2 separate regions of the Homo sapiens genome follow, and region 2 is linked to region 1. The links are chromatin loops, found by intact Hi-C in ENCODE. Cell type or tissue: CD14-positive monocyte. All regions are shown on one strand. Each heading gives the region's core, and the rest is flanking DNA. Links, peaks and the distances in the headings are about the cores only. Region 1 holds the start of FXYD2 (FXYD domain containing ion transport regulator 2). Region 2 overlaps TMPRSS13 (transmembrane serine protease 13).

The links. A loop is a pair of places that touch in the nucleus more often than their neighbours do. Peaks named below come from ENCODE experiments on the same cell type or tissue, not always from the same donor. Only the 100,000 strongest peaks of a DNase experiment are listed, where the experiment ranks them.
Region 2: a loop joins it to region 1, with 3 times the contacts of the local background. A loop is called at or near these places in 7 of 110 quality-filtered maps.

The regions. Positions count from the first base shown.
Region 1 is chr11:117,818,482-117,828,273 of GRCh38, forward strand. It overlaps FXYD6-FXYD2 (FXYD6-FXYD2 readthrough), which reads right to left. Exons shown (of 10, transcript NM_001243598.4): 7 at 4,198-4,236; 8 at 2,378-2,414; 9 at 2,185-2,215; 10 at 1,576-1,891. The coding sequence ends at 2,387. It overlaps FXYD2 (FXYD domain containing ion transport regulator 2), which reads right to left and starts at 6,263. Exons shown (of 6, transcript NM_001680.5): 1 at 6,173-6,263; 2 at 4,198-4,236; 3 at 3,925-3,999; 4 at 2,378-2,414; 5 at 2,185-2,215; 6 at 1,576-1,891. The coding sequence starts at 6,197. The coding sequence ends at 2,191. RefSeq lists enhancers at 636-1,370, 1,371-2,105, 3,787-4,340, 6,003-6,556, 6,557-7,109. In CD14-positive monocyte, for the core only: CTCF peaks have their summits at 776 (motif pointing right), 3,697, 4,904 (motif pointing right), 5,103 (motif pointing left) and 1 weaker place; DNase peaks (open chromatin) are centred at 790, 3,730, 4,890, 6,530 and 3 weaker places; H3K4me3 peaks cover 2,180 bases; H3K27ac peaks cover 4,734 bases.
Region 2 is chr11:117,896,300-117,913,181 of GRCh38, forward strand. It overlaps TMPRSS13 (transmembrane serine protease 13), which reads right to left. Exons shown (of 13, transcript NM_001077263.3): 6 at 15,469-15,561; 7 at 14,408-14,451; 8 at 13,507-13,669; 9 at 12,313-12,485; 10 at 9,339-9,437; 11 at 7,660-7,802; 12 at 7,356-7,508; 13 at 4,342-5,966. The coding sequence ends at 5,940. Among named protein-coding and RNA genes, the nearest start is that of TMPRSS13, 25 kb to the right of the region's middle. RefSeq lists an enhancer at 11,015-11,515. In CD14-positive monocyte, for the core only: CTCF peaks have their summits at 8,491 (motif pointing left) and 8,690; DNase peaks (open chromatin) are centred at 8,482 and 11,102; H3K4me3 peaks cover 591 bases; H3K27ac peaks cover 1,274 bases.

The DNA of each region.
Region 1 (9,792 bases), core at 616-8,615:
ACCCCCTCTTCCTGTTTGCCTTGCTGCTGCATCCAAGAGGCTTTGGGAGCCTCCCTCCTCCTGAAAGCCCCCCTGGCTAGACCTGCCCCATTCAAGTTCATTTCTCCCACCCTCGAGGGAGAGCTCAAGTGTGTGCCTCTATCTCCTGCAAAGAAAACTGAATTCCATTTAAGGGTTTGGCCTACACCAATGAGTCCACATTTGGAGTGGGGTGTCACAAGGACTTGGTGCTGAGTTGTAAGTCACCTGGCCTTCCCCTGCCTGGCTCCTGGTCTCCTCTGGAGTTTCTCCCCACAACCCCAGGCCTTCTCTGTTTCCCCTTCACTCTCCAAACCCACAGGCAGTCAGTGGGTAGTCCACCTCCCTGCCCCACCAACCGCTTCCCGTCCTTTGGATGTTCGTGTGGTGGGAAGAGCTCTGGAAGGGGAGCCAGAGACCTGCAGTTTACCTCTGGCTCCGACTCAGGCTGGCCATGTCACTCTGGATAAGCCACGGCCTCTCTTAGAGCCTCGGTTTCCCCTTCTGTAAATTGAAGACGGTCTGTTTTGCTCTCTAAGGACCCTTCCCTGCTCAAGCCTTCTGTGTTTCTAGGAGAGTTGGTGGTTATCAGGGACTGGGGGCAGTGGATTAAGACAAAGAGCTTAATTCCCAAGTGGAGTGAGGTCTATCCTGCCTCTGGCCCCCAAACACACCCTGTTCATTTCCTGGTCCTGTAGCTTGGTTCTCCTGCCAGTTCTCCCCTCTCCTCCCTCAAAAGCTTGCAGGCCCAGATGAGGAAGCCAGACGCTAGGTGGTGCCAGAATCCCACAATCCCTCCAGCCTTCGAGGCCTCTGAGTGAAGGGAGGGAGAGGAAAGTTGGGCTCCTTCCTGAGTGCAGAAGGTCCCAGAGGCCTCCCTGCATGGCCATGGCCTTGGACTCACAGCAAAGGGGGCATGGGCATTAGGAGTCGGGCACATTAGGAGTCCGCACTAGGTGGAGCGACCTGGAAGCATCTCAGGCTGAGGCTGCCCTGGGTGGGTCCCTGCCTGCATGGACGGGGGCTGGAGCAAGTGTGACAGTGGTCTCACTCTCACCATCTGTTCCCTGGCCCCAGGCCCTGGAATTAACCAACCCTCCAAATAGGTGGCCCCAAGAGTGGAAAGAGGTGGCCCGAGCTTAGTACCAGGAGGGGGCTGGGAAGAGGGCTGGCTCCTTCAGGACATGTGCAGAGGCCCAGCACCAGGCTCCCCGGACCCACCCACCTTGGCCCAGGGGGGTACATATGGAAAACGGCAGAGCACAGGAATGTGACCACACAGAGGCCCATCTTGGTAGCCTGGGGCCTCTCCACAGCAACTGCTAAGCAGGGTCGCTTCCAGGAACCCAACAGTGGTGCCTGGGGCAGAGGCCTCATGGGTATCCAATGGGCTGTGGTTTTGACCTCTGGGCCTTTCAGACTTCCCAGGTGTATAAAAGCCAGGCTGAGGCCTCTGTCCCCAGGGCTTCTGCCAGTTCAAGGGGTGTGAGGAGTGGCCTACAGATGACAACACTGAACTTCTTGCTTTTACAGGCAGACAGGTGCCTGAGCAATTAATTGAAAAAACAAATGAGACCCGGCTGTATTTGTACTTGAGCTTGGAGAGGCTGGTGGTGACAGAGGAGGGAGACAGGCAGGCAGGTGAGGGAAGCAGCGGTCTCTGACGCCGGCTTTATTATAAGCATGAGGTGGCACGAGGCAGGAGTTGGCGATGCCACCTGGGGGTCACATTGAGTCTGGAGCTTCCTTCAGCCCAAGCGCTGGCAGTGACGGGGACAAAGGTCTAAAGCCCAGGGAAGAAGGGGAGGCGCCAGAGGCAGGGCCATGCTTGGCTTCCCAGCTGGCCCCAGTGCAGTGGGTGGCACCGCCGAGGCTGAGAAGACAAAGGCAGGATGGGGTTGGGTGGGAGGCAGCAGAGGTTGGGGTTTTACTTCCCCCTTGTCCATCTCACTTTTCTCCAGGGCTCCTCTGTGATCTCCTGCGGCACACACTCCACGCCAGGCCCTTGGCCATCATTTTAAACACACGATGGGTGACAGACCACCTGGCTGATGTGTGGACGACCCTAAAATTCTTATTTACCGAGTCCAGGAGCCAGAATTCTTCCCTGTTGCTCCCAAGCCTGCCCTGCCCTCCCCGCACCTTCCCCAGGCCCTCCTAGCATACCTGCTGTTACGGCTCATCTTCATTGATTTGCCTGGTGGGGGAAGGAAAAGCAACAGGTGAGAGGGCAGGGGGAGGGGTGGGTCTAGGGATCTCTGAGGCTGGGGATCCTCCACTGTGTCAGAGACAAAATCCTCAGCCCGCCCCTCCTTCTCCAGCCCCAACCCCCTCATCGGTCACCCCAGGCAGCGCTCACCTGCGCTTCTTATTGCCCCCACAGCGGAATCTTCTGCCTTGAAAAGAGAAAAGGAGATTTGTTTCCATGGACTAATTTTCCAAGGAGACCCTGGAAGACTCAAAATTCTTCCAGTCTCTCCTACCTCCCTCCTGCCAGTATCATCGCAGGGTCAGGCTTGGAGGCCACGTTTGACTGTCTCTATTTTATTTTATATTTTATTTTATTTTATTTTTTGAGACGGGGTCTTACTCTGTCACCCAGGCTGGAGTGCAGTGGTGGGATCGTAGCTCACTGCAGCCTCAAACTCCTGGGCTCAAGTAATCCTCCTGCCTCAGCCTCCCAAGTAGCTGGGACTATAGGTACATGTCACCATGCCCAGCTAATTAAAAAAATTTTTTTTTGTATAGATCGGGTCTCACTGTATTGACCAGGCTGGTCTTAAACTCCTGGTCTCAAGAGATCCTCCTGCCTTGGCCTCCTAATATGCCGGCATTACAGGCATGAGCCACCACGCCCAGCCTTCTCTCTCTTTATATAAGGCTGGACCATAGGCATTTAAGAACCTAAGTCAGTCAGTCAGTCAGCAAATATTTACTGGAGCAGATCCACGGTGGTCTGTTGGCATATCGAGAGTAGCAGCAGAGACTGGGCCATCATGGTGCCCCCAGCACAGCTGCCCGATGAACACCTGGAGAAGGATGGCAGCAACTCCAAAGTGGAGCCCCTTGCTTAGGCCACCTGCCTCCTGTGCCTATGTGATCAGCTGCCACCCGGCACTGCCCTCCGGGAGCTGCCACGGGCAACATGTGAAAATGGGGAGACCTGCAGGACTGTGGCCCGAGCCTTGGGGTGGGCTGGCAGTGGCACACGTAGAGAGAGCTGCCATGGGCAACACGGGAAAATGGGGAGACCCGCAGGACTGTGGCCCGAGCCTTGGGGTGGGGTGGCAGTGGCACACGTGCATTAGAAGTCCAGAGCCCACAGGTGTGCTTGCTGTATCTTCTTTCCATGGGTTGTGTTTTCTGTGTATTTTTCTTTGGGTTGGACCAAAACAAGTCAATGTGCAGTTATTAAGCTCCTGCTGTGTGCCCCTCGGGGCTTGAGGATACATAACTCTCTTTGTCTCCCCCAGAACACTCCGAGTCTGCACTGGACCGTTCTCAGAGCGCTGTCCTGACTGCCATGTCTTTGGATGCTAGCCCTAATCTTGTGAGGCAGGTGGGATCATCCCTATTTAACAAATGAGTTTGGGACCATGGTTAGCAGCGGGGGGCCTAGTCCCCCTGTCTGGCCCTCCGGTTACCCAGTTACCCCGTGGGTTTGCTCTCACTTCTGCGGCTCCTCCCGGGCCCACTGGAGGGTGCACTTGAGCAAGCAGGAACCTCACACTGTGCTCCCAGCGAGCCTGGCACCCCACCGGGCACCCATTCCCACATCCTGCAGTGGGGGGCGTGGTGGGGAGGCTCACCCCTCCCTTGGCAACTCCCGAAAGCCAGCCTGCTCAGCGGCCTTGAGAAGAGAGGTGCCCTGGTCAGCACCCCTTCCCTGGAGGCCACCCCACTTACTGAGGAGGATGAGGAGCCCCACGATGAAGGCCAGTCCAGCGAAGATCAGGCCCCCATTGCGAACGGTCTCATAGTCTCCGGAAAGAGAGGGCAAGAGGAGCGGGATGGGTGGTCTCTCCCAGCAGCTGTCTCTCTCCGCAGCCTGCCCGCAGCAGCCCGTGGTAACCAGGGGAGATAAGGGGCACAGAGCATGGACCTGGGGCTGGGAGAGGCCGCTGCTTGGTGGAAGGGGTCCTGAGGGCTCAGGAAGGGTGCGCAGGGGCCCAGGCTTACCATAGTAGAACGGGTCCACGTCCCCCTTGGGGCTGCCGCCTAGGAGAGAGCCAGAGGTGGGATGAGAGGAGTCACCGATGGTGAGCCAGCCACAGGAACAGCTGGAATTCCCTGTCCTTCCCTTCCCAGAGGACCCTCGAGGGTCCAAGCAGGCGAGGGGAGGCTGGGAGCAGGGGTGTTGCTAAAACCATTGCCAGCAGGCTTCTGCTCCAGGCGGCTTCAGACACGCTCAACTGGGGACCAAATACCGAGTGTCCGAGGGGGATCCGTGCTGTCTGGGGGGCCTCTGACCACTCCGGAAGGGTGGCTCTCTCCTGCTCCTTGATTCCTACCATGGTAGAAAAGGCCAGGAGAAGCCTCTCCCATTAGACTCCCAGCGGCCTCTCTCCACAGGACCATTTGGCTATCAGGTGCTTAGCAGCTATTTGGGAAATGCATGAATAAATAAAACAGAACCTTAAAGTTTATCAGACAGAAGGAGGAAGCCGAGCCCAATGTGTAGACTTGTTCAAAGTCCTAATGAAAGCTGAGACAGACCTCCTTTCCTGCGTTACCATCCTCAGGGGAAGCAGATCTAGTTAAGAAACATTAATATATAGTGCTGGTCAGGCACCGGGCAAAAACTAACAAACCCTAACTCATCTAACCATTATGGCAACCTTATGAGGCGTCAATGTCATTCTGGTGTAATCCACAAGAGGGTGGAAGTGCAGAGAAGAAATTCCCCCACAGTTATACAGCAAGTCAGGGGTAGAGCTGGTGTTTGAACCCAGGAAGCAGGGGGCTGAGAATGGAGGTGCATAAGCCCTTTGATCTGCCACCTCTCAATGGCGGGAGGGAAGGAGCCCGTTAGAGGTAAGGTCCTGCCCCTGCCTCTGGTGGCCTCCCCCGGATTTGGAGCCGCTCAGCAGGCAGGTCTCACAGTGGTGCCCTGCAACTGAGTACACTTGCCCCGGACAGCCAGACGGTGGCCTGGCCAGGACGCTTCTGCCACAGCTAAGGGCCGCTACTCTTTCCTGCCCTGCCGGAGCCCCTTCTCGCACGAGGGAAGTGGAGCCCGAGGAGGAAGGAACGCGCAAGTTAGCACTTTCCGGGCTGTGCCAAACTGTGCCCCTGAGCAGCAGTGAGACTTAGGGTCTGTCAAGCCCAGCTGTCCCCAGCGGCCAGTCCCTGGGCCAGGAAAGGACAGGCCAGGAAGAGTCAGTGCCCATCCTGACGGGCCTGAGGTGCTGGGTGCTCAGGGAGGCCATGAAGGACCCAGGTCCCACACAGAAGGCCGTCAGGGCTGTCTTCCCAGATTTGGTTCAGGCCTTGTTTAAGGTCATATGGGGATTTAAGTGTCAGAGCAACAGCTAGACGCCAGCTGAGGCTTCCCCACACGCCCCAGGAAACCTCCTCCTCCGTGGCCACCTGGCCCTGAGCCGCTTGCTGAGACCCTCCCTGCCCAGCACCCTCCCCTTTCTGCATCTGGCTCAAAACCCACCTCTGTCAGCAAGTGCCCCTCTTGGTTTCCAGGCCTGAGTCAGTTCCTGTGACAGGAAGCCTTTGGAGAGTGTGACTTGAACTTGGCGGGCTCTCACCCCAAATCCAGCCTAGGAAGGCTGACCAGAGGGGCCTGCTCCTTCCCCAGCCAGATGGACGCCGTCTGCCTCCCGCCCAAGTTCAGACGGTCTAGCAAGATGCATTGAACTCAGGGCGGGTGTGTGCCAGGAGGCCGAGGAGGAACGCTCAGCTCTCCAGCTTCTATCTGCTGCCTTTCTGCCACTCAAGCTATCTTTCTTTGGGGTTAAAGCAGGGTCCTCCTTTAAGTTGCAAATTTTCTTAGAGAGGAGGCCGACAGGAAGAGGGGCTGGGTACTCTGGAAGGCTGAGGTGGCAGGAGAGGGAAGAGTAGGGTCCAGCTGACCCCACAAAGGCAGGCCAATCAGAGCCACCCAGCATTGCACACGCCCGGGCACGCACACCAGCACACTCACCACCGTCCATCGACAACCCAGTCATTTCCCCAGGTGAATGGGCTGCCTCCACTCCCCTCTTCCTGCTGTCTCTGCTTTTTGGAGAGTGTCTGGCTGCCTCCACGGGGTGGCCGGGGACGAGGTGCGGGCATTAAACATTAACAGTGCCAGGTAATATTTACCCTGGTCACAAGAAAAGCTGCAGTGTGGATGGAGGGGCTCCTTCTGCAGGGTGAGGACGTGCGTGGGGAGGCAGGGGCAGGGAGGAGCTGGCTGAGTTTCCAAACCTTCCCAAAGGAAATTTCCAAAGAGAAGGGTTGGGATGGGTCAGCAGTCGTGCTGTTCTGCCAGCTGGGGAAGCTACAGCTGGGGCGGTGGGAACAGGAAAGTGGAAGTTGCACAATCTCTTCAGTGTACACTGTACTTGGGAGTTTCTGGGGGCAGTGGCCCACAGTGGCCCCCAGCCCAGGCAGGGCCCACCGCACCAGCCACCATGGATGCCGCCGCTGCAGCTGGTGTTCCTTATGTGGTACTGGAGGCTTTCCTGCAGTGGTCCCTAGGAGCCTGGCCCACTGCTCCCCCACCACATCCCTGGAGCACCGCCAAAGCTGACCAGCAGTAGATCCTCCAGAAGGGCCCTTCATCTGTCATCCTATTCACCCATCAACGTGCACCCTGCAGGTTACACCTCATTCAGAAGGGCTTCAGTCATCCCCAACTAATTTCTCCTTCCCTGCCGCCCTGGCACTTCCTCCTACCACCATTTGGCCTGGCTCTCGGATTGTGTCCTTGCCAGTTTACCATGGAGCATGCAGGATCCTTAAGGACAGGGCAAGACTTTCATCGTGGGGAAAACCCCCTGCGTTTATGGTTTACCAAGCACTTTCCTCACTGTTTTTTCTCCTCAAGCTTTATGTTTCCCATTTTACTGATGAGGCAGGTGTCTAAGGCACAGAGAGGTAGGGGCCTTGCCCAGGGTCACACAGCCAGTGTGGGGGAAGTGGAGACTGACAATCAGGCCTCCTGCTGCAGGAGGCAGATGCTTTCCACACCTCGCAGGCAGCCTCCCCACTCCGCTGTGACCTCCTTCGCCCCAGGACTCCTGTGCCGGGTAGTCACAGGTACTGTAGAATCCTCGTTGAGTTCTAGTCCATTGAATTGGCCTCCAGAAAAGGCTGAAGCCCAATGGCCACAAAACAGCCAAGGTCAGTGGCCAGCGGACAGCAGGGGAGCTTGAGCCCTTCTGAAGGGAGCCACTGTATCCATGAATCCTCCCCAAGCAGGGGCAGGGCTTGGCACTTGAGTTCACACCCTGGCCCTCTCACTTGCTAATGGTGTGGTCTCAGTCAATGACTTCACCTCTCTGTGCCTCAGTCTCCTCATCTGTAAAATGGGCGCAGTACCCAGCTCCTAGGGTGGTGGTGAGGGGAAGTGAGATAATGCATGCAAAGAGCATATCCCAGGGCCTGGCACACGGTGAGTGGCATCATTTTTACTGTTATATGTGTGTTGATTGAAGAAATGACAAGCATTAGCCTTTGGCAAATGTTTGCTGTTGGACATGGAAAAGCCAGCCACCCTCCAATGAAAATGGGCACGAATGAGTGAGACGGAGAGAATGGCATGGCCCTGCAGATCAGGCGCTGCAATACCCGTTCAGCTCCCTTCTGCTTCTGGAGCCAAGAAATATATATTCGTGCAAACATCACAGCAGAGCCAGCGTTTGGTGAAGATGGACCACGTGCCAGGCTCTTGGAATGCACTGCATCACTTAATTCCTACTAATGGCGTTTTACAGATAAAGAAACTTGAGGCTGCTCATTTGCTTTCCACAATAGCCCCTGGACGTGGCCAGGGCACTGGGTACACCAGAAAAAACGAGGGCAGGAAGGTGAAGGGACTTGCCTGAAACACACAGTTAATGGCAAACTGGAGGTAGAAAGCCCAGATCCTCCAAGATGTGCTACCAAAGCTACTGCCATCTCCACACAAGACAAGGGTGCTCCCTTTATTATACAGGATTGTGTTATCTTATTGCATTTGGTCTGTATTTGTAAGCCTCCATGGAGTCTTTCGGGAATAATAAGAGATGTAAAAATAAGTGGGAAGTTAAATAAATTCATCTGTCTGTCTGTCTGTCTGTCTGTCTATCTATCTATCTATCTATCTATCTATCTATCTATCTATCTATCTGTCTATCTATCTATCTATCCATTGACAACCCAGTCATTTCCCCACCCAAATGGACTGTCTCCACTTGCCTCTTCCTGCTGTCTTTGCTCCTTGGTGGGGTGGCTGGGGATGAGGTGGGGGCATTAAACATTAACAGTGCCAGGTAATATTTACCCTGGTCACAAACAAAGCTGCAGTGTGGATGGAAGGGCTCCCACTGCGGGGGGGAGGAGGTGCATGGGGAGGCACCAACAGATGGATGGATAGATAGATAAATAGAGAGATAGATAGATAGATAGATAGATAGATAGATAGATAGATAGATAGATAGATATGGATGATAGATCGATCAATAGATAGATGAATAGGAAGCAATAGGGAAAGCTAGTTGATGGCTACATTTTTAAACTCTGTGTGCAAGGCACCGTTTCAAGCACTTTACAGAAATTAATTCTTTTTTTTAAGACGGAGTTTCGCTCTTGTCACCCAGGCTGGAGTGCAATGGTGCGATCTCGACTCACTGCAACCTCCGCCTCCCGGGTTCAAGTGACTCTCCTGTCTCAGCCTCCTGAGTAGCTGGGATTAAAGGCATGTGCCACCAAGCCTGGCTAGTTTTGTATTTTTAGTAGAGACGGGGTTTCACCATGTTGGTCAGGCTGGTCTCGAACTCCTGACCTCAGATAATCCGCCCGCCTTGGCCTCCCAAAGTGCTGGAATTACAGGCGTGAGCCACCATGCCTGGCCAGAAATTAATTCTTTAGTCATCACAATGAGTTTTAGAAGGTAAAGAAGGCATTATTATCACCCCATTTCATAGAGGAAGAAACTGAGGCCCAGATAAGTTAAATAACTTGCCAGAGGTCAGATGGCCAGAGGGTAGGGGAACCAAGATTTCAAGCCAGCAGCCTGGCTTCTGAGTTCCTGCATCTCTAAGGGACGGATGGACAGACAAGTAAATGAGGCAGTTGGACAGCTGCCTTCCCAGCCCTCGCAGCTCAGATATGCTCTGCACACACGTTACAGCAGGCCAGTGACTCCGTATGGAGATGCTCTTTTTTGGAAATTCTGCCTCTCTTCCTTTCTGCTTTTCCTGCACTTCTGGGGAGCTTGTGGGTGCACTTGAAAGGGACGGGGCTGGCACCTGTGTTAGAGCCTGAGCAGGGAGGAGGAATGGGGCTCAGAGGACTCACCCAGGTACCACCTGTCCATGGCAGGAGCTGCTGGTTGTGTCCAGGAGTGCAGGAGAGCAGGGAGGTGCTGCTTGCCTGGGGCCTGGATGGAGAGTGGCACTCCCCCTCTTCACACTTCAGGTGAGCCCACAAACAGGAAGAGACACAGGGAGGGAGGAGGGGCTGGCAAAGGAGCCCTTACCTCGTGCCCACTTGCTGGGGCGGGTTGGGGCAAGGGATGCACGTGAAAGCCAGGGGAGATTTTCTGACCTCCACCTGGCACTTGAGGATGGGCAAGCT
Region 2 (16,882 bases), core at 4,056-12,055, 81 kb after region 1:
GAAAACTTACGTTCACATGAAAACATGTACACAATTACTGAATTCTATACTCATCCTGATTTCTGTCATGATCTTATCAGGAAAGAATGGCTTTGATCCCATAGAGAATTTACAAGCCTTTGTGCACTGTTCATAAAAGAGACAGGCCTGAACTACCTGCTAGGGGAAGAAGATTTGAGGGTTGAAGATAGGGGAGCAGCCTCAGTCTGACCCAGGAACAGTGAGGTCCCTCAGTGTGAGGGCATGGAGAACAGAGGTTTGGAAACTATGCCCTTTACCTGTACAGTACTCGGAGGGGTACCCACAAGGGCTGCAGATGGAGTACCCAACCTGGAGAACAATGGGCAATAAGTTCTTCTGGGGAGGAAGGTGACAAGGGATGTTTTTCAGCTAGGCTGCAGCAGTTCAAAGTCAGATTCATCTGATTTTAAAAAGAAAGGTGAGATTTTTTATGCTTTAGTGACATGGAGCAAATTCCTGCTGGCTCCACAGGTGTATGTTGGAAACCCTGGAAATAGATGAGATGGCCCAGGGTGAGCATTTACCATTTACCAAGAGAAAAGAAGAGAGCTGGGGACGTCTCCTGGGAACACAATTTCAGAATCTGTGGAAGACTGAGAAAGAGCAGCCAGAGGGCAGGAAGGGGACCTGGGAAAGTCCATGTCCCAGAGGTCATGGCAATGTCATAAAGTAGGAGGCACTCGATGGTTAGAAGCTGCAAGAATTCCAGGAAGATGAAGACTAAGAAGTGTCTCCCAGACACTGGTATGGTGGGGCAGGAGATGGCTGTGGATTGAGGAGTTGTGGGGGCTGAAGATGAATGCCCCTCACAGACCTGAGTTGGCCAACTCCATTGGCTGAGCAGTCAGAGTCTGCCAGGGCAGGACATTAACATCTCCCAGAGGAGAATTCTTCCAGGGACAGGCAGCTTTCCTGGCCCTGTCAGTGATAAGAGAGAGCGGGGTGAGCTCCTCTAAGTCATGGAGCTCCACGACTTAGAGGGACCACCAGCTGGGAATATCCACCTGGCCTAGGTGGTAGCATCACCTCCATGGAGGATCAGGTCATTGCTAAAAGCCTAGGAACAAAGTTTATGGAGAGACATGGCAAATTTCCTAGGACTCGAAGCTTTATCCAAAATTCTCTCTCCTATGTCATGTGTTTGATGAAGCGCCTGAGGGTGAAGGATCTGACCCTTTCGCTGCGAATTCAACATATGCAGAGAGGTCATGATATGCTAATCACTTTGCCCTGCATGTTTATATGGATCGTACCATTTAATCTCACAACGAATGTAGGCCAGATACACCCATTTTACATATGAAGAAACAGAGAGGATGGTTTGTCTAAGACCACATAGCTGAGTAAGTAGTAGAGTTGGAATTTGTACCTCCAGGTACTTTGATTCCAACTCCAGAGCTCTCTCTGCTACAACACAGCGTAATTAGAAGGAATTATTCAAAGCAGATTCCCAGCTCCTTCCTTCTATGAAAAGTAGACAACCTTTTCTGGGACTCAGGGCTTGGACAGAGAAGGCCTCCTATTATGTCCACCTCCCATGTCCCATTGGCAGGAGTGAGCCGTGGAGGACCATAGACCAGGCTATGCCCTCACCTTTCTCAGAGGTCTCAAGACCTCCTGTCCCAGAAGGTCCAGGGCTGTTTATCTCCTGAGCACAGTCCTCCCTGTTCTCTGGGAGGACCCATTGTAAGATCGGTACAGCACGCTTACTTACTGGACTGGGTGGCAGCCTTCCTAGGGACAGGAAGCCTGGGCCAGTGCACAGGAGACGGGGAATGAATGGCATGTTCCTTTCAGAGCCATCCACCTACATCAAGGAGACTTGGAGGTGTCCTGGGTGACAGCTTGTTGTGACTTGACAGGGCATCCCAGAAACCATCCACTTGGGACCGGGGTGGAGGAGGGCCTCCTCCCACTCATGATGTACTTGTCCAAGTTACCAGAAACCACATGGTCTAAGCCTCTGGTCATGTGACACTCTGATGGGTGCGCCTAGCCTTCTCTGGGGAGTTGTCTCACCCTGACACTCTTGGAAAGATACGCAGAGCCAGAGAGCAGAGCCTATGAGGTCCCACTTGGGAGGATTCCACCTGACTCTGGTGCAGAGTGTAAAAGAGCAGCTGAATGCAGAGTGTAAAAAAGCAGCTGCATGTCAGAGCCTGGATTCAAATCCACCTCTGCCATGCAGCAGTCATGTAGTTTGGGAGGCTTATTTCACTTTGCTTGGCCTTTGTTTCCTCATCTGTAAATTAGGAATGAAGACAATGTCCACTTCACGGGATTCTTGTGCTCACAGGAGATAATATACATCAGGTGTCCAGCACAGCATGTGGCACATAGCAAACGTTTAGCAAATGCTGGCTATTATTATCATTATCCTCATCATGGCCATCACGGGGACTTCACATGTGTGTCCCCATGTCCACCCAATTGCATCAGGACCACAGCTAAGTGATTATGGGGAACAATGATCCCTGGGAATCTAACCAAAGCCCAGAGGCAGCTGGAGCACCTGCTAGGCTGTAAGTGGCTCCTTCTGTAAAGAGCCATCATCTCTCCCTGCAATAGCCTCCCCCTTCTCCTGCCCAGCACACTCACTTGGCACTCCTTTCCCAGATAAATTCTATGGAAATTCAGCAGTCAATAGAGTTGACAAAGCCAGAAGGCTTGGCTGGTACTTGGAGGAGCCTAGGCTCCAGGGACATAGGACAATGTCACTGCAACCACCTCCCTGCCCAAAACACACACACAGTTCCCTGGAGATTCTGCGCCAGTTTAGAATGCCCTATCACCCCCCGCCATCCCTAATTTTGGTAGCCTCTATAGATATCCTGGGCCAAAGGAATGTATTTTTCTTTTCCCATCCAGATCCTGCTTTTTCTCTAACTTATTTCCCTGCCCCCCTCCCATACCCTTACATCCCTGCCAGTCAATTTATGTCCTAGGAATGCCCTGAGAGAGAAAGGAAAGTGTCTGCTTTCTAAGGGGAAAGAAACAGAAATGGCCTAAGCTCTAAGTTTCTGCCCAGGCTGGGCTTCTGAGGATGCAGCCACCTTCCTATGGTGAGTGGAGATGGCTGGTTGTCCTCTGAAATGAGTGCTGGCTCCTGCAGGGGGATCTGCCAAGGACTGCCTTTCCCAGCCCAATTTTGTCTAGGTGGTGCCACATGTCACATATGACATGTCTGTACCCATAAAATGTCAGTGGAAATGACTTCCGGGCTAGAGCACTTAAGGAGTGAATGAGTCTTTTTTATATTTTCTTTCTGGCTAGAAGTAGACAACAATGTGGATGACAAACTCCCAAGATGGAAAAAGCTTGTGGAAGAAAGTCTCCCTCTGATCAGAACACCCTTACAGGATTGTTGCATGGATGCAAAATAAACTTCAATTAGGTTAAACCATTGAAATTGTCAGAAACTGTAGGATCTATTACAGTCAGTGTCACCCCTCCTAGGAATATAGTAAGCGTGGCACCTGCCACCTCCCCTGTACCTTCTTGTGCAGATAGAGCAAGAAAGGAATCAAAAGAAGGACTTTCCCTGGCATTGATATGAAAGACTAAAGCAATCAAGTTCAGGGTATCCAGAGGCTGGATGCTTGTGGGGAAACCTGAAGAATTCTGTGCTTGTGGCTGGTGTGCCCCTGGGGACTATCAGCCCACTGGTGAATGGGGGTACAGAGGTGGAGCTGGGGATTCACCAGTGGGCTCATAATGTTTGAGGTCAATATGGTAAACACAGGAAAAGTGCAAAGCAAGAAGAGGTAGATCGTTCAGAAGAGGCCAGTGGGACCACCCATCCGATTCCCTTGGAAATAGCTGAGTAAGCTTTGGGGTTTCCTTGTCAACATGTCTGTTGTTGAGCCAGCAAAGGCAGAAGTAGAGGAAGAGGAAGAGGGTAAGAACATGCCCTGGAGTGCCCTTCCCCTGCCCCCACCTGCTTTGTGAAGGTTCATTCCAAACCTGACCTCCTCTGTGAAGCTTCCTTGACATCTCTAGGTGTGGCTGGTGGTTGCTCTGTGCATGTTCCATGCGTGGTGTCCACACTCAATCACAGCTTCTATCACATTGGGTCATGACCCAGTTCCTTGAGGATGCTGTCATGCCCTTTGTATCTTCTGGGCCTAGCATGTGTACCGGGCACAGAGTAGGCACGGATGCAGCTGGTGAATGGAATGAATACATGAATGTATGGCTAAATGAGCAGAACCCAAAGATGAGGAACCAAAACTAAGAACCAAAACCAAGAGTGTCTGGGCACTAGGGTGGGCAACCTCAATTTGTTACCTAGGGTACCAGTAAAACATCCAAAGACAGATGTCTCAGGTCACACAACTTTTATTGCTGAAGACCATCGCTGGCGGCTGCTGCAGACAGGAATGTGGCCTCCTTCCCAGTCTTGCTAACATTCCCCAGTGTACCCAGCCCCATCAGCCCCTGCCCAGCCTCTCCAGCTTGCTCTTCTGGGGCAGTCTTTCCCTTGAGCGGCCATGGCCTGCCTGAGCTGGGCTAGGCTGGGCTGATCTGCTTGGATCCTGCCTCTGAGAAGCACAGCACCACAAAAGACTCTGACGGGCCCAAGGAAGGTGAGGGGAGCAGGACTGGCAGAGGAATAGGTGCCCCAGAAAAAAGGCTGGGGAAGGCCCAGGCTTTTAGCTGGCGAGTCCAGGCACGTTGATGATTTGCAGGAACAGGGCCAACTTAGATCCTTCAGCAGGGCTGCCTGGAAGGCATGGGACCATGTTAGCTTTCTCTCCATAGCAGTTTTTATGTCATTGCTATGTTTCTGAAACAACTGAGAAACTGAAAGGTGGAGAAAGCTGAGAAGAAATCCCAAAGTCCCAGGACAGCTACTGGGAATGAGAGAGGCAGTCCACCTGGACCTCCCTGGGGCCCCTGGGAGCCTACGCGGGAACAGCATCTGTTTCTTAACGCCTTCGTCAGAGCCCTGGGATGCAGAAACAGTTTGTGGACCTCGTCGTGTCGGATTTGCTTGCCAGCCCAAACAAGGATTTGCTTCCCTGAGTATCTCCTAGGGGCTCCAGATGCTGTAGTGACTTGGGGGATGCCCATCCTGGGGACTTTGTCCAGTCTCTTCATCCAGTTCCTTGAGGCCAGAAATATTCTGTAGGACTCTAAAATACGACATTTCCCATGAATCCCCTGGGGGTCTTGGGCTGATTGATGCCAGCTGTCAAGGCTTCTGGACTTTTTGGAGAATCTTTAAAAATACCCGTATTTTCATTTCTTAAATATAAAAATAAAATAAAATAAAACCCGCCCCAGCAGCTTGTGACCAAATGAGTACAGTGAATCCTCATCTCAGTTGTCAGCCTGGTTAGCCACAGCACAGTCCGACTGGTGACATCCACGGCACCAGCAGGGGGTCTGGGTGAGGACTTGATGCTCATAAAGCCAACGGGAGCAGCTTTTCACCGAAGACGGTCCAGGCCCTGGGAAGCTGCATCCACCAAAACCCACGATCCATCCCAGGACAGCAATGGCGCCACCTGGGCCGCTGGCATCTGCCCACACTGGGCTAGTCTGTAAGTGAGGGTCAGAGAAGCAAGAATTCCCAGCTCTTCCTTGGGCTCTGGGCTCCACCTCCTCCATCCATCTATGGACACTCCTGTAGGAACATCCACGGTACTCAACTCTTGTCTCCAGGTAATTTCCAGCCTGGGATTTTGAGAAGAGTTGACAGCTCTGCTGGTTTCTGAAAAACTTGGGAGAGTGGCAATGCACACATATGCACACACACACACACACACACACACACACACAGAGGCAGCAGACAGTGGAGGTGGGAGTCCGATGGTGCCCGGTGGCCATTAGCCCAGATGATGCCACACATGGCCAGTCACCATGGCCAGAGTCTTCACAGCAGCCGGTGCTGTGCAGAGCAGCAGGCCAGCTGGTTAGGATTTTCTGAATCGCACCTCGCTCTGAGGAAGAGAATGGGAGAAGAGGGTGAGGGTGGGCCAGGTGGGCGAGGAGCACAGAAGCCCAAGGTTGGGGTTCAGAACCTATAATTTAGCCTCGCTGTCACCTAGCACTGCCTCTCCAAGGAGGGAGAGCAAAGGGAAAGGATGGATGCAGGATTGGAGGGCCTCTCTGCACTAGATTTCTGGAGCCTTTTCTGCTCCCCCTATCTGAGCCCTCCCCTGTTCCCCAGGCAGAGAAGGGGAGGGCTGGCAGAGCACCCCCTGCTTTACAGCTAAAGGCTGAAGGCCCAGAGAAGGCAGGGTCTCAACTAGGTCAGCAGAGTTGCAGGCAGATCCCTGTTTCCTGACACCGAAATTCCTGCCGTGGAGGGAGGCCTCCCATCACTCCACTGCCAGCGGCCTGTGTGAACTCACATCTCGGTCATCCCTGGGAGAGGAGAGTGGCACTGGGGCTGGCACCGAGGTGAGGCCCACCTTTTATTCTTTTCATTTATTTGTTTATTCATTCATCCTTAATTTATAACAATAAATAGTAAATACCGAGGATATTCCAGGCATTGTAAATGGCTGATTTTGATAGATTAGTCAGAGTTCTTCAGTAAGAAAAATGGAAGATGAGAGGGTGGAAGTGGGAGAGGGGACTCTCTAGGGTGGATCAAGTATTCCAAAGGCCAAGGGCAAGGTAAGGCACACACTGAAGGGTCTGTGGTTCAGTTTGACCTGAGCAATGACTTCTGAGGTTGGATATAGGTTAAAGCAAGTCAAAAAACATAAAATAACTTTTTATTATTTTATTACTTTATACTCTTTTATGATAGTAGTGAGGTTCTGATGAAATATTTTAAGTGGGAAAGGGAAAGAATGGTAGTTCTCAGGGAGCATTCTGGTGACAGCTGTGAAAGTTGTCAGAGTTAAAATGGAGTCACTTGTGTTTTTAAAAAAAGACAACAACAACAACAAAAAGAAAATCAAAAAGACTAAAACAAACAGAGCTGGGAAAGGCCATGAAGAGCGGATTCCCATGCATAAATGCTTGATAACAAAAACTATCACAAAATCCTCTGCAGAAACTGAAACGTTTTCAAAGTCCATTGCAACCTTACACAAAAAAATACTTCTGGGAGAACATCTGCCCAGCAACTGCCTGCCTGGCCTGTAGGTCCACCCTTTTTCAACCCGCTGAGCTCTGTTCTGAGGGAAGAAAAGCAGGGAAAGAAACACAGACAGCTGGGATTGACCCCAGGCATCACATTTGACCCTGTCCAGAACACCCCCCGAATATGGGGACGCTGAGGGGACCTCTGCCTACAACCTGGGTGCTCCTCCAGGGTCCCCACCTGAGGAAGTTCCCAGCCTGCTGGGTGCAGTGTCCTGCTGCAGGGATCTTACCTCCATCTTGCTGTAAATCCAGGGAAGAACTTCTGTCACTTTGGTGTACACACCAGGTTTGTTTCTCTGGCCACAGCCTGTGCCCCAGCTGGTGACACCTGCCAGGTACCAGCGGTTGTTCTGCTCACAGACAAGAGGCCCCCCGCTGTCTCCCTGCAGGGGAGAGGGGGCACATTCGCAGGATGGGACAGGTGGTCCATGAGCGGGAAAGGGTGGGGTCCCAATTCCCACATCAGCCCCAACACCCCTGCCTCCCCCATCCCCAGGGTGCTGGGACCTGAGCCCCACCCACAGGTACCCTCACCTGGCAGGAGTCTCTGCCCCCACGAAGGTCCCCAGCACACATCATCCTTGGGGTAAGGTAACTGTCATAGACCAAGTAGTCATTGCATTTCTTGAAGTCGATGAGATTGACCTGCACCTCCCGGAGGAAGGGGGATGTCTTGTCTTCAGTGAAGTGGGGTGGAGGAGACAGAGGATGGGAAGCCAGTGAGATTCTAGATAGCTTCCTGGCCGTCCAGCTGCCACCCCAAGACCCAGAATCACAGCCTCCTGGGAATGGAGGGTGCCATGCCCGTGCCTGGCTCCCACCCAAGGGAGGCCCTCTGTGGTTGGACACCCAGGACATATGGGCACACACGCCCTCACACAAGACACAGCTCACTGCACGTGAGACAGAGACATCCATGCACACAGACACACTCACAAGCCTATCAGGCTACCCGACATGTTGCACAGCACTTGCCTACGTTCAAAGCACCCTCAGATACATGGCTTTGTTTGTTTTTGGAAGCTATGTGCCCTAAAGAGAGCAGGTGGCATTAATCCATTTACCGGTGGGGAGGCCTGGTGCTGGAGAAGTGACCTGCCCACAGTCACACAGCTAGTCAGGTATGGAGACAAGAGGAGAAGTAGGCTGCACCCACATCAGTCATTGCTCTGCCTCACGGAGGGAGGGAAAAGCGGTCCTGATGCATGGAAGTGGCCTGAGTCTAACCATGGGGTCATCCTGCTCAAAGTAAGCAATCTCACAGGACAAGGCACTCTGTGATTGGGATGACATGAAAACAAGACCACTTCATCATCTTGTTTAAGGCCAGACAAAAACAAGGTCACTGTGCAAACCACAACAGTACCAGACATCCCCCTCTCCTGGCCAATATGAGTGACTGCTGCTTCCTTACCACTTAGAGCTCCTAGATAAGATTATATATATATATATATATATATATATATATATATATATATATTCTTAATTGAGACGGGTTTCACTCTGTCACCCAGGCTAGAGTGCAGTGGCATGATCATGGCTCACTGTAGCCTCAACCTCCCTGGGATCAAGTGATCCTCCTGCCTCAGCCCCTCTCATAGCTGGGACTACAGGCACACATCACCATGCCCAGCTAATTTTTCTATTTTTTGTAGAGATGGGGTTTTGCCATGATGCCCAGGCTGGTCTTGAACTCCTGGGCTCAAGAGATTCTCCCACCTTGGCCTCCCAAAGTGCTGGGACTACAGGTGTAAGCTACGGTGCCCGGCCTCTAGATAAGATTATTAAGGTTCCCAATCATAACCCCTGCTTCCTGACACCACAATTTAGAGAAAAGTCCTGCGTCTTTGAACCCTCCCCAAGCCACCTAAATCCTACGAGCATTCCCTCTCTGACACCCTCTTGCTGAGATGCTCCATGGTTCTTCATGGTGTGTTCTCTCTCTCATTGCAATGAGCAATGAACTCAACTAGTTCAACCACAGCAGTTTTCCAGGTGGTCTTGATTGGAGGGCATTGTCACAGTGACTGCACCGGCATATACTCAGGTGTCTATACACACATAATCACACCCAGGCCCATGAATCCGTATACCCAAACGCTCATCGACATAGGCCTTCATCTGTATACCCAGACACATTGCTTACACACGCACATGTATACACACACATGCACATGAATACATACACACAACCAAGCATCTTTGCCTCTTACCATCTGTCTCCCTGGTCTTGCCAAAGCCTGTGATCCAGCAGGTCTCATTGAGGCTAAAGGTCTGTCCATGCATGGGGAGGCAAGCAGGGTGGATGTGAGCTGCAACAAGACCTCCAGACGTCAGTGAAGGAACAAGGCTGAGACTTTCAGTAGGGGGAGGGAGAAGGAGCACAACCACTCTGGGGGCAAGGAGGGGTCTCCTAGAACATTAATCCTTGACTCTAGAGTCCTGGATCTGAATCCTCCAGAGCCTTGGACTGACCAGACATGAAACTCGATCACTTTATCATAACCCACCAGCATTTGGGGGCTACCAGAGTCCTCAAAGCCGTTCTGATTTCAGTGGTTGCCCTGTGGTCAGATGCGTAAGCCTTGGAAGCTCCCTTGTACAAGCCGATACTGGGCAGCTGAGGGTCTCTCCCTACTGAGAGGGTCTCTCCTGGTGGAGCCTCTTCCATGTCTTTCCATTAGAACAAGGAACAGCAGCAGGCTAAGACCCAGATATTATGACCATGGCATCTCAGCGGTATGTCCAGCCTGGTCTGGCGAGGGTACCCACTGGTTGTCCAGAGCCTGTGGCTCTCCTTTTAAATGTTTTCCCAGCACAAGGTAAGAAATCTCTCCAAACAGGAAACACATTCCTAGAGACACAGACCACAGAATTCCTGCTAACTTGATCCCACATTCAGAAATATTATATTTAGAAGTCACTGTTATATATCACTTCATAAGCTCTGAGGACTGGTGTCCCTAGGGGGACCAGGGCATTGACCAACACATCTGAGTTTGCAGGAGGAAAATATTAGTTAATAGAATGTTTGCAGTATTCTCAACCCTTTGTTATATTCACTGCAGTATTCTGCACCTAAGATAATGCCTGTCACATATTAAGTGCTCAATAAATGTTTAAAAAGATAGAGACAAGGCAGGAAGCGTAGATGGGAAGGATGATTTTAAATTCTTCTCCCATAAATTGGAATTAGGCTTTAAACATTGGTGTCTACCTCACTTTTGTCTGCTAGAGAGTAAACAAAAAATAGATGAAGGAATAGCATGCATTATTAACAAAAATGCAGCATAGGATTTTTTTTCTATGCCCCTTTTTGAGATGTAAAGTTTTAAAAACATGTAACACTGTTACATGATCCATCGTTAGATATTTCACTGTTTTTTATGGGGGAATTAAATTTACCAGTGAACTTTCACAAGCAAAAGTACTGTGACTTCTAGTGCTCCACCTGCCAAATGAGTTTAAGAAAATCAGTCCTGATTTCTAAACCAAAAATCAGGGCACATGTTCTGGCCACAGGACTACATACATCTGAGCTGTGATTCTCAGACTAAGGGTCTGCTTCCTGCCCAAAAGCCTATTGGAGCCTGGAGGGAGACTATTACGTTTGAAAAGCATACGCAATGTGAGAATAGCTTTCATTCGCTTTTAGAAATTATTTAGTTTTGGAATTCCAAATAATATTAAGGGGTGGAGGGTGGGTGGGAGGTAAGATTTGGATGTTTAGCCAAATACAGCCTGGGTTTGACAAGGTGAGAAGGCCTGCTCTGGTCCTGCAGTCTGTGCCCTTCTTGTGTGCTGAGCGGCAGGGCAGGAGGTAGCGGGCATCCCTCACCTCAGCCCTGGACTCCACAGACAAGGATGGAGTTTCAGAAAGGCTGGTGGGCGTGTCGTGTCGTGTCGGGGCGTGGCTACGAGTGGGTGTGACGCTGCGTGGGCGTGGTTCTGGGCTAGCGCTGCCCAACCGAGCTCTACCCAGGGATCCTCCTCCTCACCCCACTCTGATGATCTAACTGCTCTGACTCATGATAGACACCGCCTCCATAATTAATGTGCGAGGAAACACCAGCTCACAGGCTCAGAGCACGAGAATGGCTGGACTAACCAGAGAGTCCTCCGAGGCTTCCAGAAATCCCGGTACTCCTCCTCCCTCTCCCACCTTTACAGATGCTTATGCCAGAGGGCTCTGGCTCCATTCTTCAGGGTCCTCCCTGAGCCCCCATTACCTGTCTTCTCCAATCTTTTCGGGACCCACCTTGGCTATCCTTCCTCTGCTGAGCTTCCCCTAGCCTGCCAGGATGATTAGTTGCTCCCGCCTATGCCACCATAGCTCCCTGCTCCCCGAAAACATCGTATAATTGGCCTCTACTGGTCGTCTTGGTGTATTTTATTTCTATTTGCAACTGTACTATAGGGCTGGCCATATAGTATTTGATAAGTGAACAAATGAGTGAATGGATGAATGATGAGTGAATGAATGAATGAATGAATGAAGTCTTCTTTGACGTCCCCTGTCCACAGTGATCTTCTGAGAACCTCTGCAGCATTTCCTTTGTGTAGCCTCCTTTGGTCCTTAGCAACAACGTTGTAGCAATTAGTTGTTTGAATGTGTACTCAGCTTAAGTTCTCGACTGCAGGGTAAGCAATTTGCCAGTCTAGAGCCAGGTGGGGAGAGCACTGCTTGGGAATCAGATCGACCTGGTTCCAATCCCAGAGCTACCACCTATTACTTGTGGCCTCAGGTAATTATCTCTCTGTAAAGCTCCATTTCCTCATATGTCAAATGAAGTTAATAATAGTGCCTGCTCCACAGGGTTGGTTGTGAAGAGTAAATGAAATCATATGTGTGAAATGCCTACCATAGCGTTTGGCCCCTAGGTGCTCAGTTAATACCAGTGAAAGAATTCAATCTATTGATTAAGATCAGTACCCAAGCCCTGACTCCGTCATCAATTTGTAATGTGAGATGTGTCATTTGGAGCAAACTTATTTATAACCCTTGGGCTTCAGTTTCCCTAATTATAAAACAGAAGTGTTCCATGTAAGGATCTTTAAGAGTCTTTGACTTCTGCCCTGCAGAAGCTTTGGGGCCCGGATATGAGTTGACAGATGCTGACAAGTGCGAGGGCTGCAGAGGGTGCTGGGGCTGGGGGGCAGGAGAGCGGGGAGTGCAGATTCCCTCACCGGACAGGGTCAGGGGCTTGGACAGCCGCATGAGGGCGATGTCATAGTCGTCCTCCTCATCGGTGTAATTGCTGTTGATGATGATCTCGGCAATGGAGGCTGCCTCAGGCAACTGGTGCAGGTTGCTGGTGCCCGCGTACACCTTCCAGCCCTCCAGGACCTTCTCCCGGGTCCTGCAAGAGCCACAAAGGAGCGTGGTCCAGTACCTGCCTGGCAGCGTTCACTGGCAGCCCCTGCTACCTACAGGGAGCCACAGTCAGAGCACCAGCTTGGAGGCAGGAGGATGGATAAAATGACCTCTGGAGGGAACCCTCTATCTTATCCCTGGAGTCCAAAGCAATCCCCCACAGCCCCTCAAAAATTATGAGCTTGCAGCTCTGCACCTTACAGTAATAAAGAGGGAAGGATGAGTAAGACCTCTGTGTGGCACTCCCCCCCCACTATCTCCTCTGCAAGTCACCAAGGATCAAATAGGAGACTTTGACTTCTGCCATGCTGAAACTCTGGGGCCTCGATATGAACTGACAGATGCTGACAAGTCACAGGGCTGCAGAAGGTGCTGGGACTAGGGATGGGGACACAGATTCACTCACCAGACAGGGTCAAGGGCTTGTACTGATAAGATCTCAGTATTATTACCCTCAGCAAATTCAGACAGGACAAAGTAACACACTGAACTCATTACTAGGGAGGCCAGTGCCCCTGAGGCCTGGTCCCAGAGCTCTTTCCTGCCCACCAGCCTGGGCTGTGGGCCCCCAAAGACAATAGACCAGCTGGTGACCGTTAGCAGCTGATACAGTGCCCTGCCTGCAATCCCTAACCCTCAATTTCTGGGATAACTAGGGGCTCCTCTGCTATGAGTTCCATTTGCAGGAAGCAGCAACAAACCCAACGCCTTTTTCATTTCACCCTGTTCTTCAGGGGCAGGCTCCCAGTCCCTCTTCCTGCCTGCCTCTCTCCCCCTTGGGGCCGTCAATGGGACTTTCTCATCCTTGGGCCTAGCTCGGAACAAACACCCCCGACCCACACTCTCAGGACCAGGTGAACACCCAAGCTACACCAGTGCCAACTGGCCCATGGGGGCTGGACTCACACCCAGAATCCTCCTCCACGAAGAAGTCAGTCTGCAGCCAGCCCTTCCTGGTGGTTCCCGACCCTGGGCAGTGTCAAATCACCTGCCTCTCAGGCACTTACACGAAGAAGCAGTGGGCGGCAGTGAGCACCCACTGGGCGTCAATGAGCGTGCCTCCACAGATGTGGGTGGTGCCGAAGTGCAGACTCACTTGCCAAGGCCACTTGCTATCCGAGGCCAGCGCCCCTCCCACGATCCGCCCGGTCATGGCCCTCAGTCCGCAGTCTGGAGGGAAGGAGTAGACGTACTGTGAACCCTGTTTCTCCCAGGGTTCTTTCCGAGCTCCTGATCAGGATGCCTCTGCTGTGCTCCCAGGGCCAGGACAGGCTCAGGCAGCCCCATCCTGAAGGGCACCCACCCTTCCATGGACGGGCTTTGCTCCCTTATCTGCTACACACAGCAGTTTCTGTGAGAGCAGAGCCACCACATGGTGGGGTGGCTTTCTGGGATCATTCCGCGGAAAGTTTGACCCCAGGCAGGTTCCTCTTTCTTCTCCTTCACTCATTCTTTCATTGACTTGACAAATCCTTTTGGAGTGTCCCAAGCTTTGGGCACTGTGTTGGGCATTGGGGTCATGATGGTAAGTCCCAGGACTGCCATTAGGTGCACAGGAATGCAGACCAGTTCTAATGTGACCCTGAATTGACAAGCATTATAATGAGGGTCTCTATTGTTTCTAAACATAGGAAGAATACACTTCCCCTGATGCACAGAAGACTCAGACAGCTTCCTTGGAATAAAAGGTTGCTGGGCTGAGCCCCTACCAGAGTCAGGAGAAGGGGAAATGTTACCCTGGGTGTACCGGTGCCTTACAGGGACTCCAGCCCTGAAGCAGGCCTGCTGGCTAAGACACTGTTCCTGACTTGAACCCCTGTGCCAAACACCTCCCTTGGAGGAGTGCTGCCCCTCTGCCCTTTACTCCCACACGACACTGGCCACAATCCAAGAAGAAGAACATCTTACGGGAACACTGGAGAGAGATATACCGCTGGGAAGGGCATTCAGACCTGCAGGGGGAGACACAGAAAGTGGGAAAAGGGCACATTAGCTACCTCCTCCAGGAAGCCTTCCTGATTGACTCCTGCTCAGTTCCTATCCTGTTTCCAAGGAAGCTACCCTTTGTACAGGAAGCAGGAGATTCTGAGCTTCCCCTTTCCCCATGTGACATTGTCCCTTCCAGTGCTTTGTCCAGAATCGGAGTGGCTCAGTGCAAACCATCTCCACTCTCATCCCCTCAACTAGTTTCCTTGTGGCACATTGCAGACATTGGCCCAGATCCATGTTCTTCGAACTTAGGACTTCATTGTCGCAGCATCTTTTCACAACTAAACAGGTGGTCTGGTGCTCCTCTGACACAGTTCCTCAACGCAGATGCAGAAACCACGCAGCACAGAGCTGGCATCCAGCTGCAGCAAATTCACATCCCTTCCCTCACCATTACTTCTCTTGGAGCCTGGCTTCTTCTCTCCCCTCCGTAGGGCAAACAATGCTAGCTGGCAGAGACCCCAAACCTCTGATGCTTCCAACGTGGCCCTCCCTGTCCCTGATGCCTGCACCTGGCGGTCCCCTACTGCTGCCTGTCTACCCTGTCCCCTAACTGCACTGGTGGAGAGAGCAGAGAATGGGCCGAGTAGAGGAGCGGCATGTGCAAAGTGTCATGCCAGGGTGTCAGTGGTGCTTCTCCCCCACCAATCCAGGTCCACTCCCTGCAGCAGCTCTCAGTCCAAACACCTGGCCGACTGGTGGTCCCAAGGTTCATGAATTGCCTCTGACGACCTGATAAACTCTCAGGGGCACCCCTGGTCTCCAGTTGTCCTCAGCACCGAGCCTCAGATAAGAATTCTTAAGTCAGAAGGCAGTTTGGTGAATAAGGACTATTTCCAAGATGCCCCTGAACACTCATGGTGGACTCCTGGAGGCTGGATACTAGAAAAGCCAGTGAAGGGGGCTCCCTGACTCAAAGACCCTCTCCTACCCACTCCTTCCCCTGCTCACAAACAGGCAGCCTGCCTGCCCCACCATACCTGTGGAGGCTTTCCTGGATGGTGGAGTTGTATCTCAAGATTGAGAAGCTGTTGGCAAAATCCCTGTGGGCAACCTCGGTTGTCCGGTGAGCACTACAAGGGAGCAGAGGGGAGAAGAATGAGCCCCCTGGAGACAGAGTCATCCCAAGTCCTCCAGCAGGCTAGAGCCCCACCAGCCCTGCCGACAGAGGCCAGACTGTGATGGTCTGAATGGTGGCCAACTCCTCCAAGCAGCAGCTAAGCCCCAATAAAGTGCAGCCCCACCCACATGCTCCACCACTGCCCCTTATCTCCCCCAACTCCCCTCCAAGATCCCCAGCCCTATGCACTACCCAGCATTTCTCATGGTGGAGACTGGTAGCATTAGCATTGCCTGGGAAGTTATTAATATTAGCAATGCTTCTGAATCAGAAGCTCTGGGTGTGGGCCCAGCGATCACCATTTTAACAGGTTCTCTAGTGATGCTGATGCACACTCAAGTTTGAGAAACACCAATCTTGCCCTTTTCTACCCAAACTGTCATCTGTGAATAAGCAGCAGCAGCAACCCCCCCAGACCTACTGAATAAGAATCTGCATTTTAAAGAATCCCAGGTTACTGATCTGTACATTAAAGCGTGAGAAGCTCTGGGCAAGCCCACTGGATCTTAGAACACAGCGTGCCTAAGAATCACCTTGGGATGTTTGCTGAGCAGGTTCTAAGTCCTAATCCCAGAGATTCTGATTCCAAGATGCATTTTCACAAGCACGGCGGGTGATTCTAATGTGTTCTACTCTCTGCATGGAACATATGTATATTTCTAGAACATGGTACACCCCTGCGTGACGCCCTGGCATGACACTTAGCACACGCTGCTCCTCTACTCAGAGGGCCCATTCTCTGCTCTCTCCACCAGTGCAGTTAGGCACCCTCTCCACTGTATGCCCTTAGTGCTTCACCCACATCCTCATCATTACATGTCACATCGTGCTGTGGTTATTGGTTTAAGTCTCTCTCACTGAGCCACACTAGAGGTCCTTCAAGGCTGGGCTCCTGTCTTATTCCTTTGTGTCCAGGTACTACACAGTATCTAGCACACGATAAAAGCTCAATGAATATTCTTTGAATAAGTGACATTCAAAGACCTGAATACCTAAAGGAGGTTCAGGCTTGCATAAGGCCACACAACTCATAAAAGATGCCCATGGTCTTCCATCTGCATTACTACCATCCCCCTTTCATGGATCTGGACAGGCTGAGGTGGGGTGGAGAACATGTTCTAAATCCTAACACCCCACCCCAGGTGTTTTTGGTGCTTCTTCTGTAGAGAACCCACAGTGAGATCTTAAACTCCTCTCCCCACAACCTCACACACACTGATAAACCCAAGACTACCCATCTGGAAAACTCAGTCCAAGAGGGAGGATGGAGATGC